Linked DNA regions of Homo sapiens: all the other regions are linked to region 1. Evidence: chromatin contacts called from ENCODE Hi-C or POLR2A ChIA-PET data. All regions are on one chromosome and are shown on one strand. Each heading gives the region's core, a stretch centred on a gene start or an enhancer-like site at or near the end of the contact. The rest is flanking DNA. Distances are from core to core; before and after follow the strand shown. Region 1 holds the start of STAMBPL1 (STAM binding protein like 1). Region 2 has its middle 19 kb from the start of PCGF5. Region 3 overlaps LOC124902479 (a long non-coding RNA gene).

What was found. Hi-C counts contacts between places; a loop is a spot of excess contacts on that map. ChIA-PET counts read pairs that join two places held with the same protein, here RNA polymerase II (POLR2A). Pooled maps may share reads with other maps.
Region 2: a loop to region 1 is called in a map with no recorded cell type, with 2.8 times the contacts of the local background. The contact joins the enhancer-like site here to the promoter of STAMBPL1 in region 1. A Hi-C loop is called at or near these places in 1 of 37 single-sample maps with no recorded cell type and 6 of 50 pooled maps. POLR2A ChIA-PET finds 5 or more read pairs at or near these places in 1 of 52 experiments (T-cell).
Region 3: a map with no recorded cell type shows a loop between it and region 1 (8-fold over the local background). The contact joins the enhancer-like site here to the promoter of STAMBPL1 in region 1. A Hi-C loop is called at or near these places in 2 of 37 single-sample maps with no recorded cell type and 2 of 50 pooled maps.

What each region holds. Positions count from the first base shown.
Region 1 is chr10:88,878,443-88,882,344 of GRCh38, reverse strand. STAMBPL1 (STAM binding protein like 1) reads right to left here and starts at 2,100. Exons shown (of 11, transcript NM_020799.4): 1 at 1,707-2,100. It overlaps LOC124902551, which reads left to right and starts at 1,681. Exons shown (of 1, transcript XM_047426134.1): 1 at 1,681-2,611. The coding sequence starts at 1,923. The coding sequence ends at 2,450. RefSeq lists enhancers at 1-371, 1,392-1,501 and a silencer at 2,082-2,211.
Region 2 is chr10:91,199,464-91,203,365 of GRCh38, reverse strand. It overlaps a transcript of PCGF5 not described here. Among named protein-coding and RNA genes, the nearest start is that of PCGF5, 19 kb to the left of the region's middle. Within about 2 kb of position 1,810, at least 5 of the 41 ENCODE cell types and tissues checked have a DNase peak (open chromatin) inside an H3K27ac peak, as active enhancers do.
Region 3 is chr10:91,004,647-91,008,548 of GRCh38, reverse strand. All of the region lies in intron 1 of LOC124902479 (a long non-coding RNA gene), which reads left to right. Among named protein-coding and RNA genes, the nearest start is that of LINC00502, 39 kb to the left of the region's middle. Within about 2 kb of position 2,093, at least 8 of the 41 ENCODE cell types and tissues checked have a DNase peak (open chromatin) inside an H3K27ac peak, as active enhancers do.

The DNA.
Region 1 (3,902 bases), core at 851-3,350:
ACCCCAAAGACACTCTCTCCTCCAGAAGCAAATCTCTCTATTGAGGACATCCTCAGGAAACTGGTTCCTCACTACTCCCTCCAAGCCTCCCACAAACCGTAAGAATCCTATGAAACAGGGCAAGAGTACCAAGAAACAGGCCTTGAAGGTTGAGATAGAGGTAAAGGACTTAGGTTATCTGCCTTATAATTTAAATTTTGGTGCTTACTTTATAGGTGAGGATAAGAAAACAAGTTTCTTCTTGAAATTCCCAAGAACCAGTTGCTACATAAATTACAGCCAACGTATACGCAAAAGCAGATTCTTAGTGGCAATTTGCTGTATCTGTGTCTGAACAGAAAACAATCAGCCAATTCATTTTGCAGGTAGATTCCAATAACATTTTATGCCTTTGAATGGAGAAGCTCTCATGGTGCAAATGGTAAACAAAAAGAGCCTACTGCTCAGCGACACATTAACTTGTATTAAAAATAAAGATATGTATAGTGTAGCTACACAATGCCCACTACAATCCAGTGGCAGAGTATATTTTTGAAGTGCAATGTAGCATCCATCCTGAAAACACAAAATTTCCAATGGAAACAAGGTCGGGATAAAAACAAAACACGGTGGCTTAATTTCTGTGTAAAACAACCGTCAAAACCTACCCTCAAAAAAATTGACACGAACAATCAAACATTCAGGTATAATTTATCTGCTGGAACAAATCTACGTTATTGACCTTGACAGGGCCTTAAATCATGAGACCATAAACAAGCATCCTAGTGATATCTATTATGTCTTCGGAAATAGCTTAAAATCCAGGACTTCATGTTATTGTCAGTAATGAGCAAGATGTTTGGAAAGCAGTGTGCTCACTGGGGCTTACTTTGAAAGCTGTCTTTTTTACTTACTACCGAACACTGATTTCCAGGAAGCAAGCCACCCCACCCCACTTCCCAGGCACTTGATTTTTTTTTTCAAACCTCTAGATTGGGTTCCGTTTCCTGAATTACTTATTCCTTACATAAATTTTCTTTTAAACTTCAGCAATTATGGCACCTTAGGCTCTGGGGGTATCAGCAGCGTGGGTTGTTTTAGAGAAAGTTCTGAAAAAAATATGTTTTGGAGACATTCCATTTCTTTGTGCATCTCACTGGGGGCTTTCAGCGAAAGCTTTAAGTTATTCAGGTGAGGGGCAATGTCTTAGTCGCTCATAAAGGGCATAAAAGTAACATCATCTGGAAAGGCATGGCACCTGCTCGGCCGGGGTAAAGGTCCGTTTTTCTAACCCTCGCCCCTCCCTCCTCCACACCGCGCCGCTAGAGACAGTGCAGTGGTCTCTCCCAAGGTCGACATCATCTCCAAGGCTGCAACCCAGGGCTGAACCAAAAAAACAGGCGCACCCACGTATAGGTCACGGCCAGAGTCCCGCCCTGCCACCAGCAGCCAGGTCTTCCTGCCTCCCTATCAAGGTGAAACTAACCCAGAGGGCCCAGCGGAGGGGCGCATACAGGCGGCGCCGATGGAGGCGGCCGATTGCATGACTGGCAGGAAGGAAGCGATCAGCCGCCAAAGTGCATTTTTTCCTCCCCTAGAGCCAGCCCGGGACCGGACGCTGCCAGCGGAAGGGCCGGCGCGCGCCAGGCCACGAGGCAGACGCACCCGCCGTGCGCACTTCCCCGTCCGGTGCGCGCTCTCACTCACGCGCGCGCGCCGCTACTCACTAGCAACCCTTGGTGTCCGCAGCCCGTGTGGGACGGCGACTGCGACGGCTGCCCCCGTGGCTGCCGTGTGGCCTTGGCATCCGTCCGGCTGCTGCAACCCGGGCCGCGGTGGCTTTTGCTGGAAGGCGTTGCAGCGGGGTGATACCGGCACCCGGCGACGAGGCGTCCGCTCGTTTGCCTCGGCCGTGCCTCCTCCCCCTTCTCCTCTGCCGACAGATGGAGCTTTGCTGGTTCCAGTCGCGCGGGCTCCGTGCGTCGTTCTCCTCCTCGCTGTCGGACACCCCAGCGCAGGGGACGAACAGCGTCCTCGCAAGCCCACGCGCAGGCCGGCCGACCCCGAACCTGCAGCAACCGTCCCTGCTGCCGCTGCTGCAGGAAAATAAATTGTCACTGCGATGGTCCCGGCCTCCCCTGCCCCGGCCCCTGGGTGCCGCCTCCGCCTCTGCCTCCGCCCCCTCCTCTGTGGCGGCGGCGGCGGCTTCCCGCATTCTGCAGAAAAAGCTCGCAGGTGGAAGGAAGCAGGGCCCCTGCGGATGGCCTAGAGCCCGAGTGAAGCGGTTGGGTGCGACTTTCGCATCTGAAACCCTGCACGTCTTCTCCCCAGACCGGAACCACCTAAACTCCCTTTTGCTCCACCATCAATTTCACCGAGATGGACAGGAGTGGTGCCTTTTAAGACTGCACAGTACACAAGCCTTGATGCAGCTGACCGTTAAACTGTCACTGGAGTCTGGGGAAGGATAGGGTTTTGGTGAAAATCCCACTTATACTTCATGTTAGGATTCCCTTTTTGATATTTATCCACAACTGGCTACGCCCACTATTAAGCATCTTAGCCCTTCCCCCTACCCCCAATTTGTGTGTACTTGGAAAATAAGAAGTATTAGAATATCTCCTGGATGTTATGTTACTATCACGTGTGGTGTTCTTACTACAGTTCTGGCACTGTGTCAGGCAGTCGGTACACAAAATCTTAGTCCATCTGCCACAACCCTGTATATAAAAGGGACTCATTTTTTGTTTTTGTTTTTGTTTTTTCCATGAACGAGAGACAGAGAAGTAAAATAATTTATCCCAGGTTACTCACCTAGAAAGCAGTAGAAGCTGAAATTTAAACTCTGATCCAACACTGAAAGCTGTTTCTATTGGCTTCACAGGTTCTATTAACTGATAAACATTTTATGGAGACTGCTGCTGCTGGATGAAATAGAGTCGCTTTTCTTGAGCTTGGTTGGGAGCTTACTTCCAAGTGAGAGAAATGGCTGCAGAGTGGGGTGGGGAAACACTGGCTTTTCTTAGTTAGCCTTTCCTCTGGAAACCAAAATTCTAGCCCTGGCTCAGCCACCAACTGAGTTATTTGGTCTCAAGCATTTCACCTTCTTAAGCCTCATCTCCCTGGATTCTTTTTTTTTTTTTAAATGAAGAGTTTGATTGTTGGAGGCAGCCTGCAGCCTTGATTTTTAAGAAGCAACAGTGTTGTTTTGCTTAGTTTTAAGTTGGTTCCAAATGTTGAAGTTAGGAAATTTCACAGAAATTCAGACTTTTCACATTTTCTGTAAAATCGTAACATCAGACATTTGGTCCATGGCGAGTTCTAGCAACCATCAGCTGAAGCTGAATAGCAGGTGTCGCCTTTAGACTGTGAAGACACTCTTCAGTTTTCCACAGTCCCCACCACTCCCATACACCCCCACCTCACTGACATTTGAGAATATGGTAGGCATTTGAGTTTGCAGTATTGAACCAGATAATCTCATGACCTACTGGACAATTTAAAATTCAGTGGTAATTAAGAAGGTTAGCCAGATTCCTAAAAAGCATTATGAAACAAAAAATTCCACGTACGTATTTAGAGTGGTCATTGATCATGGTCTTGCTATCTAGCATCCAAATTCTCATAAAAGCCAAAATGGCCCAATACCCATCGTCCCCTGCTCCCCAGCGGCTAGAGTACCATTTTGTGACCCAACATCAGCCTCAGAGACTCCTGTACAGTTATTTGAATCTGGATTATGTGTTTCAAGAAGAAACATTTTAGAAATGTCTCCATTATCTGTGAAGTGGGTTTTGTGTTCAGGGACAGTAGTGCCAGAGGTAACACTGCGGCAATGTCAGTGGTGTCCTAAGTGAGCTATTTGAATGGTGTGATGACCCACCTGTTGTAATTTCAGCTGCTAAGCTTCCCTTCCTGTGTAA
Region 2 (3,902 bases), core at 561-3,060, 2.3 Mb before region 1:
TAAAAAGTAAGTTAAACAAAGGAACACTTTCCTAGAGAATTACATGATCCTTGGCTGGTGTCTTAAGTGCTCCAAGAAAACGCTAAAAAGACATGCAATCATCCTGTGCCTTATTCCCAAATGTTGGATAATTTTCCTAAACATTTTAATATGCAACAAAACCTTGGCTATACAAAGCCCTGCTGAATGGGTTAGTCTTGATAGTGGCATGCTCTAGAGACCTAAATTAGCCCTTAAAATGCTTAGTACCAAGGGGTTTGCTGGTAGATTGTGGCTGAACACTTCCCCTGCCCCTACCTCCATCAAGGCTGCAAAGTCACCATTTTTGTTTGTTTGCTTTCTTGCTTTTTTAAATCATGTTTGGCCTGTATTCTGCATCAGAAAATTTGCTGCTTACCCTGTATTGTTTTTAGTCATTTTCACAAACACATTTCTTTACTGTTTTTCTTCCTTTGAAAATATCCCCTCATCTGAACATTAATCATGTCAACCTTTTAAGCAAAGAATGATCTAACTCCTTCAACATAAATACATCTAAAAGTTGAGTCACAGTTTGATAGTAAGCATATTATATAGCATAAATGGCCAATCTTTTCGCCTAACTACCCCTTGCCCCAACATTAAGAAGCACATTGAAAATAACTTACTATTTAAGATCAATAATTAGTTAATAACCTCTATTTACTGAAACCAATTAAGTACAAGAAGGAAGTTTTCAAGGCTTCTAAGGAGTCAAATATAGTAACAACTTCTGGCTGTATATTATATTACAGTATCCCTCATTTAGACTCTTAATAATTAACAGTAACGATGACTACTATGCAATGACTACTCACTATGTGCCAAATACTGTGCTAAGAGCTTACAAATTTATCCTATTTAATCCTCACAACAATCCTGTTAACTACTTTGTATTATTTGCCTCATTTTTCAGAAGAATAAACTGAATCACAGGGAATTAAATTAACTCTCTCAAGGTCACAATGGTGGGTTTTACTGAAATCATTAGGTTCACAAAAATTAATCAGCTTAAAACAATCAGATCACAACGGTGGTGGATTCAAATCCAGGTTATTTTGCTTCAGAGTCTATAGGCTTAACCACCATACTACATCAAAAAAGACAGAAGAACCATAAAAACAGATACATCGACCATCATCATCATAGCACTTATACAGCACATTTTATACGAAGGCATGGTTCTAAGCAGTGAACATATAAAAACTTATTTATTTCTCACAATAATCCTAGGGGGTGAGTACAATTATTCTTCTCAATTTGGGAAAGAAGAAATTGAGGCAAACAGTGGTTACACCTGGTCACAATGCTAATAAAATGCAAGGCTTGGATATAATCCTGGACAGTGTAGCTCCCAAGTCCAGGACCCTCCCTTGATGCCACCCTGCTTCTTCTAACAATTTCAAAAGCATAGTGCCAGTAAACAGTCCTAACACTTCAGAAACTCTGAGGTTGGAAATCACCACATTAAAGCACAGAACCTTAACTAAATGTTCATCACTATGATCAAAAGTCATCAAGAACAGATTAAAAGGTTTTCATTCAGCCTTGTTAAGAAGGCAAAAAAGTAACACACTTAAACAAAATTTCATCCAAGATGGGTTTCTTAAAAAAAAAAAAAAAAGGTTTTCTGGAAAATGAACTCAATACAGAACAAATGAGGTGTTACAGTAGTGTTAAAAAATCTTTCTGCAGACATTGTTTTTGTTCTTGCTGCCTTGGGGTTTCTCAGAATTCCCTCAGGGGCTGTGGGTGGAGGGAGGAGGGGAGAAGATAGTTCTCCACTCCACCTTCAAACACATAACTCTGTTTACGTATTTTTTTTACACATTGGGCTTCCTGGTAAGCTTTCACTTTGATGGGACCTAAGCTCCTGTTTATGATTTGAATGAGTTCCCCAAATTTCATGTGCTGATAACTTAATCTTCAAATTCATACGTTGATGGCATTTAGAGGTGGGGCTTTGGGAGGTAATTAAGATTAGTAATGTCACTGGGGGGACCATGATAGGACTAGTGGCTTTACATGAAGAGAGACCTGAGCTGACACACTCAGCCCCTCACCATGTGATGCCCAGCTCAGAAGGTTGCAGAGGGTCTCCACCGGCAAGAAGGCCCTCACCAGATACCTCACCCTTGGATGTCCCAGCCTCCAGATACGTAAGCAATACATTTCTTTCCTTTATAAATTGCCCAGTCTCAGGTATTCAGCTGTAGCAACAGAAAACAAACTAAGACAGCTCCCATGAAAATGTGGTCTAAGTGGGCAGCTCTTCTCACTTTTATAAAACTTTCCCCATCACCTCCCTGGTGTCTCAGGAGTTCCACTTCACACTATTTTTCCATTTGCCTCTTGAATCTTGTGCTTGCCCAAGCTCTGACCATTCTCCCACCTGACCCTCCCCCTTTCCACTTCCCTCTGTCAACAGTAATCACGAACACAGCTAATGTTATCAACCTCCTACACAGCAAGCTCTAGGTTAATATTTTTACATCAATTACTTCATTGAATGCTCTCAACACCCTTATGAATTGGGTTCTATAATTGGCCCCACCGTATACAGGAAGAAACCAAAGCTTAATTTGCCCACTGTCCAATGACCACAAAGTGATGAATATAGGATAAACTAGATTGCCCACTAGAAAGGCCCCCAACTCTTCACCAGTACACAATCCTGCCTCTCAGCCTCTGCCAATTATGTTCAAATCTCCCACTGAGACTGTGTTCAAGACTCAATATCTTAAAAACAAAACAAAACAAACAGCACCTTCCCTTCTGGCACAGTCCCTTATAGCAGCACCTCAACAATGACAAATGCAATGCACAGCTTTCAATGCAATCTCATCCATACCTGTTGATATTAATGCTTATAAAATCTTCTCTTCTTCTTTCAAACATATATGCGCACTTCCCAGAAAGGGGCTACATCCCCTGTTCTTTCTATACCCTCACTCTCTCTTAACTAGATTAGTTGAACAATTTTGGGCACCGAGTAGGAAGATATTAATAATCAGCATAAAGAACCCTGGTCAGTAGTCAGGATACCAGAGTTCTGGTTCAGTTTCAGGCAATCCCCTATAGCAGACACTGTCACTGTCTCCTCCTCCCTCTTATCTCCTCCACGCTCATCTCTACATGCTGAAGGCAGCCTTCTTGAACACCTGTGGCTTTTATTCTGGCTCTGGGAGCAGGCTGGGCCCTCTCCCACAGTGAGGCAAAAATGCAGGGAAGTTAGCATCTCCAGGAAACAGCCCTCAGTCAAGGAGGATGGATAGTTGATGGGCAAGTAACCCAATTTCCCTGTCCTTTGGGTAGGATAGCCTGAAGCGTGTAGACTAGTTCCTAGAGTTCCTTAAACGGATTGAGCTCCAGTTGCCCACAGCAGTAATTCTCTTGAAACTATACCCTTTATTGCTTTCTTTTTCCTCCCTGTCCCACTTCTCTACTTTCCTGTTGATATTTCTTGGGAGAACCTCTCAACTAAACCACTTACTCTCAAATTCTTGTCTTGGGGTCTGTTTCTGGGGAAACCACACTAAAATTTATTCTCCTTTGTTTATTTACTCCACTTCCCTATCTGTCAAACAAGAGGGTTGCATAAAGGATTTTTATGGCCTCTTTGGACTCTAACATCCTAGGATTTCAATGAACTCAATCAAATTTCAGTATTAAACTAAAACTAGCCTTGAATGTTACTTCTTAACTAAAATACTGCATCATATTTTGGAGCCGTGGCTGAATTTCACGTACATTAATGTGGAAGATGCTGGGAAGCAGAGATCAGATCCCTCTTCAGAGAAGCCTTTGGGCTGCACTTGATGGGGATGTTGTTGGCCTCTTGCAGGCATGTCCTCAGCTGCAAAGATCCTCCTTGCCCAAGGTCA
Region 3 (3,902 bases), core at 844-3,343, 2.1 Mb before region 1:
GTGAAAACTCAAGAAAGTTAAAAGTAAGTGAGACCTCTAGCCTTACGGAATGGCATGGTCAATGTCAGAAGAGAATTGGAATGAAGGTGGGGGTCCTTACCTATAATTCCCTCTGACATTGACTTACTGTTCTGTGCTTTCATGTGTCCATGTCTACAAAGCCTAGTGTGGAGAGTGAAAAGGCAGAAAAATGGAGCACTGCCCACCTGTATCCTTATTTGATACAGAGGAGAAGTTGCACATCTTTGCGTGTCTGCACCCAGTGGATTCTGAGTGACCAACCAGTACCTTTGGAAAATAGATCCCTGGCAGATGTGGTAGAAGGAGTATTCCCGGAGGGTAAACTCTGGCTAAAAGTGTAAAACCAAACCCTTTTCTTACCCCATAGTTTGGACAAAATGCCCTCTGAAAGACAATAGGGGAGGCTGGACATTGGGGTAACAACTGATTGCCTTGCTGTTGCCTTGCCTCTCTAAGGAGAGGACACTTGGCACTCCAGGCCTTTGCAGATGCACATCTGAAAGTACAGAACACATGATCCCAGAGATCTGGGGCTTGCATAGCCACCTCCTCCTCAGTGGTCATTGACTATCCAGTTGGTCAGCACTCCTCACTGAGCTCTCAATATACCCAGAGCAGGAGGGCATCTAGACTCTGTGAAGATACAAAAGATAAAAAACAAGAAGACTTAGCTTCTTGGAGGAACCTGTGCACAGGGCCTAGTGGTTTGTGGGTGTTTTGTTTTTAATCAGTGACTTTTCCAGTGACAGTTTCCTTGATATATTTCAGAATCTGCTCATTTTGTACTGTTCTTCCCATCCCCCACAAGGAAGGAACAGATTCTTTACCCCCAAGTAGGGTTGCCAGATAAAATCCTGGACATACCATTAAATTTGAATTTTGAATAAATATCAAATAATTTTTTCATATAAGCGCGTCCCAAATATTGCAGAAAAATCAAATTACAGAGTGTCCTGTATTTTCATTTGTTAAACCCTACTCCCAAGGGATGCCTGTTTCTATTCTTGTGAGTGGTTCATTTTGGTTCTTTCTCTTAGGTTGAGATTAACTGGTGATCACTGGTTTTATTACATATGAAAACTTTCGGCACGGTCTTTACCGAAATGGAGGAAAAAAAGTGATTCTTTCTTAAGTTCTTTGGTTAGACTATTCAATAGGCACATTTTTTGTTCTTATCTAATATGGCAGTCTAGTAAGAAAATTGAGGAAAAATGCAGGATTACTAGCTCCCCATGAACCCCTTTCCTCCCTCTGCCCAAGTCTTAACTATACAGCATCACGATGTAAATGGAGGTAGACAAGGAGAGCACAGATGACACCAAAGCAATGCAATCTGAAACTATCAAAAGTTCCACTTCTCACACCACAAACTCCTTTGTTGGTTAGTTGTGAGTGGGTATTTATAGAACTAGCACTGTACTTTCATTTTGAGACAGCAGCTTGCTTTTAGCCTGAGCAATAATTAGATAAATTATTCCCTTCACTTCAGATTATTAGTGACTAAAACTCTGCCTAGAGATTTTTGAAACTTTGATCAGCATAAACTGGAAAAACAGTCACTTAAATGCTGCAAGTGATTTTCCATCTTGTAGGAGGTAGAGATATCAATAATCCTGCCAGGGTAGAGTCTCTCTTTATCAGACCCACCAGCCAGGTATCTTTTCACAAATGTAAAGCAAGTACCTACCCATTGCTTCTTGCTGGAAAAACAAAAAGAGGAAAGTATCAAGTTACCATCAAATGGGATGTTGTTCAGACTAGAAGCTCATTGTTCTGTTTGGAAATACAAACTGTGTGTTTGCTAGAGTCAGAGCTGCTTCTCTGCATACTTTTTTGGTCCTGGGGCTTGCTTTTTTGGGTCCAAGCTGAAGAATTGGATATAGAAAAGAGAAGAAAAGCATGAGATCCAAATCTCATGCTAAAGGAACTGGATGGAGTTTGGCACAGCTTAGCTCAGACTGGACCACTGCTGTCACATGCACGTTGTTATTTGAGACTGAATTACACAGAATGCACTGATGTTGGACTCTGATATGCAGTGATGTAATTGTCATGTTGAGGCCTACAGGGCAAGGCCACCCCCTAGTGGTAGGGGTTGGGATTGCTTCTTATGGAAGAAAAAATTACCACTGAATCATTCCAAGAAAAACCAATTATATCATGATTAGGTTAAACCTTAAATAGCAGTGGCTGAAATACACAAGGGTGTGCTTCTCTTTCTAAAAGGACATCTAGAAGTAGGCATTCGGAGCTATTCAGGTAGATCCTTGTTTCCCAAGGACTCAGGATTCCTTCTTCCTGCTTCATTAGCCTCAATGAATGGCTTGTTCTCAGGGTCACAGGATGGCTGCTGGAGCTCCAGCCATCATATCCACATTGAAGCCTAGAAGGAAGAAAGATGAAAGAGGAAAAATTAATAGCATGTGTGAGTGTATGTGTATTGGAGTGAGACCTCCTCACTGATTCTCCCTTTAAATAGCTTTTCTGACATTCCCCCAAACACTTCCACAGCTGGCTGAGGAATTGAGAAATGAAGCCTGTTATCTGGGCACTTTACCCTCCTAAGTAAATCAGGGTGCTTTTTACTAAGAAAGCGGGGGAATGAATGCCAGGCAGCAGTAGTAGTTTCTACCTCTCTGGGAAGCCAGCCTGAAACTAGAGGGACAGAGAAGTCTTTTCTCTCTCAAAGCCATTTGACAGCTGGGCCCAAACTTTCTGGTGGCAGACATGTGCTGGACTCTCATGTGGAGCTGGACCTGCTACTGAGAATGGCTCTGGTAGGTGTGTTTCAGGTAGCTGCTTTGCCAAAAGTTGAAATTACCTTTGAGGCTGAGCTTTCCTTCCATTATCCATAAGCCTTTGAAGAAGTTTTGTTAATTGTCTGGTGGTGATATGGTTCGGCTGTGTCCCCATGCAAATCTCTATCTTGAATTATAGCTCCCATAATCCCCACATGTTGTGAGAGGAACTAGGTGGGAGGTAATTGAATCATGGGGGTGAGTTTTCTCGTGCTGTTCTCATGATAGTGAATAAGTCTCATAAGATCTGATGGTTTTACAAAGGGGAGTTCCCCTGCACATGCTCTCTTGCCTGCTGCCATGTCAGACGTGACTTTGCTCCTCATTCAACTTCTGCCATGATTGTGAGGCCTCCCCAGCCATGTGGGACTGTGAGTCCATTAAACCTCCTTTTCTTTATAAATTACCCAGTCTTGGGTATTTTATTAGCAGTGTGAGAACAGACTAATACAATAAATTGGTGCTGCAGAAAGTGGGGAGCTGCTGTAAAGATACCCAAAAATGTGGAAGCAACTTTGGAACTGGGTAATGGGCAGAGGTTGGAACAGTTGGGGCTCAGAAGAAGGTAGAAAAATGTGGGAATGTTTGGAATTTCCTAGAGACTTGGAGGGCTCAGAAGATAGGAAGATGTGGGAAAGTTTGGAACTTCCTAGGGACTTGTTGAATGGCTTTGACCAAAATGCTGACAGTGATAGGGACAATAAAGTCTGGGCTGAGGTGGTCTCAGATGGAGATGAGGAGCTTGTTGGGAACTGGAGTAAAGGTCGTTCTTGCTATGCAAAGAGACTGGTGGCATTTTGCCCCTGCCCTAGAGATCTGTGGAACTTTGAACTTCAGAGAGATAACGTGGGGTATCTGGTGGAAGAAATTTCTAAGCAACAAAGCATTCAAGAGGTGGCAGGGCATAAAAGTTCGAAAATTTTGCAGCCTGATGATGCAGTAGAAAAGAAAAAACCATTTTCTAGGGAGAAATTCAAGCTAGCTACAGAAATTTGCAGAAGTAACAAGGAGCCAAATGCTATTCGCTAAGACAGGGGAAAATGTATCCAGGGCATGTCAGAGAACTTCATGGCAGCCCCTCCC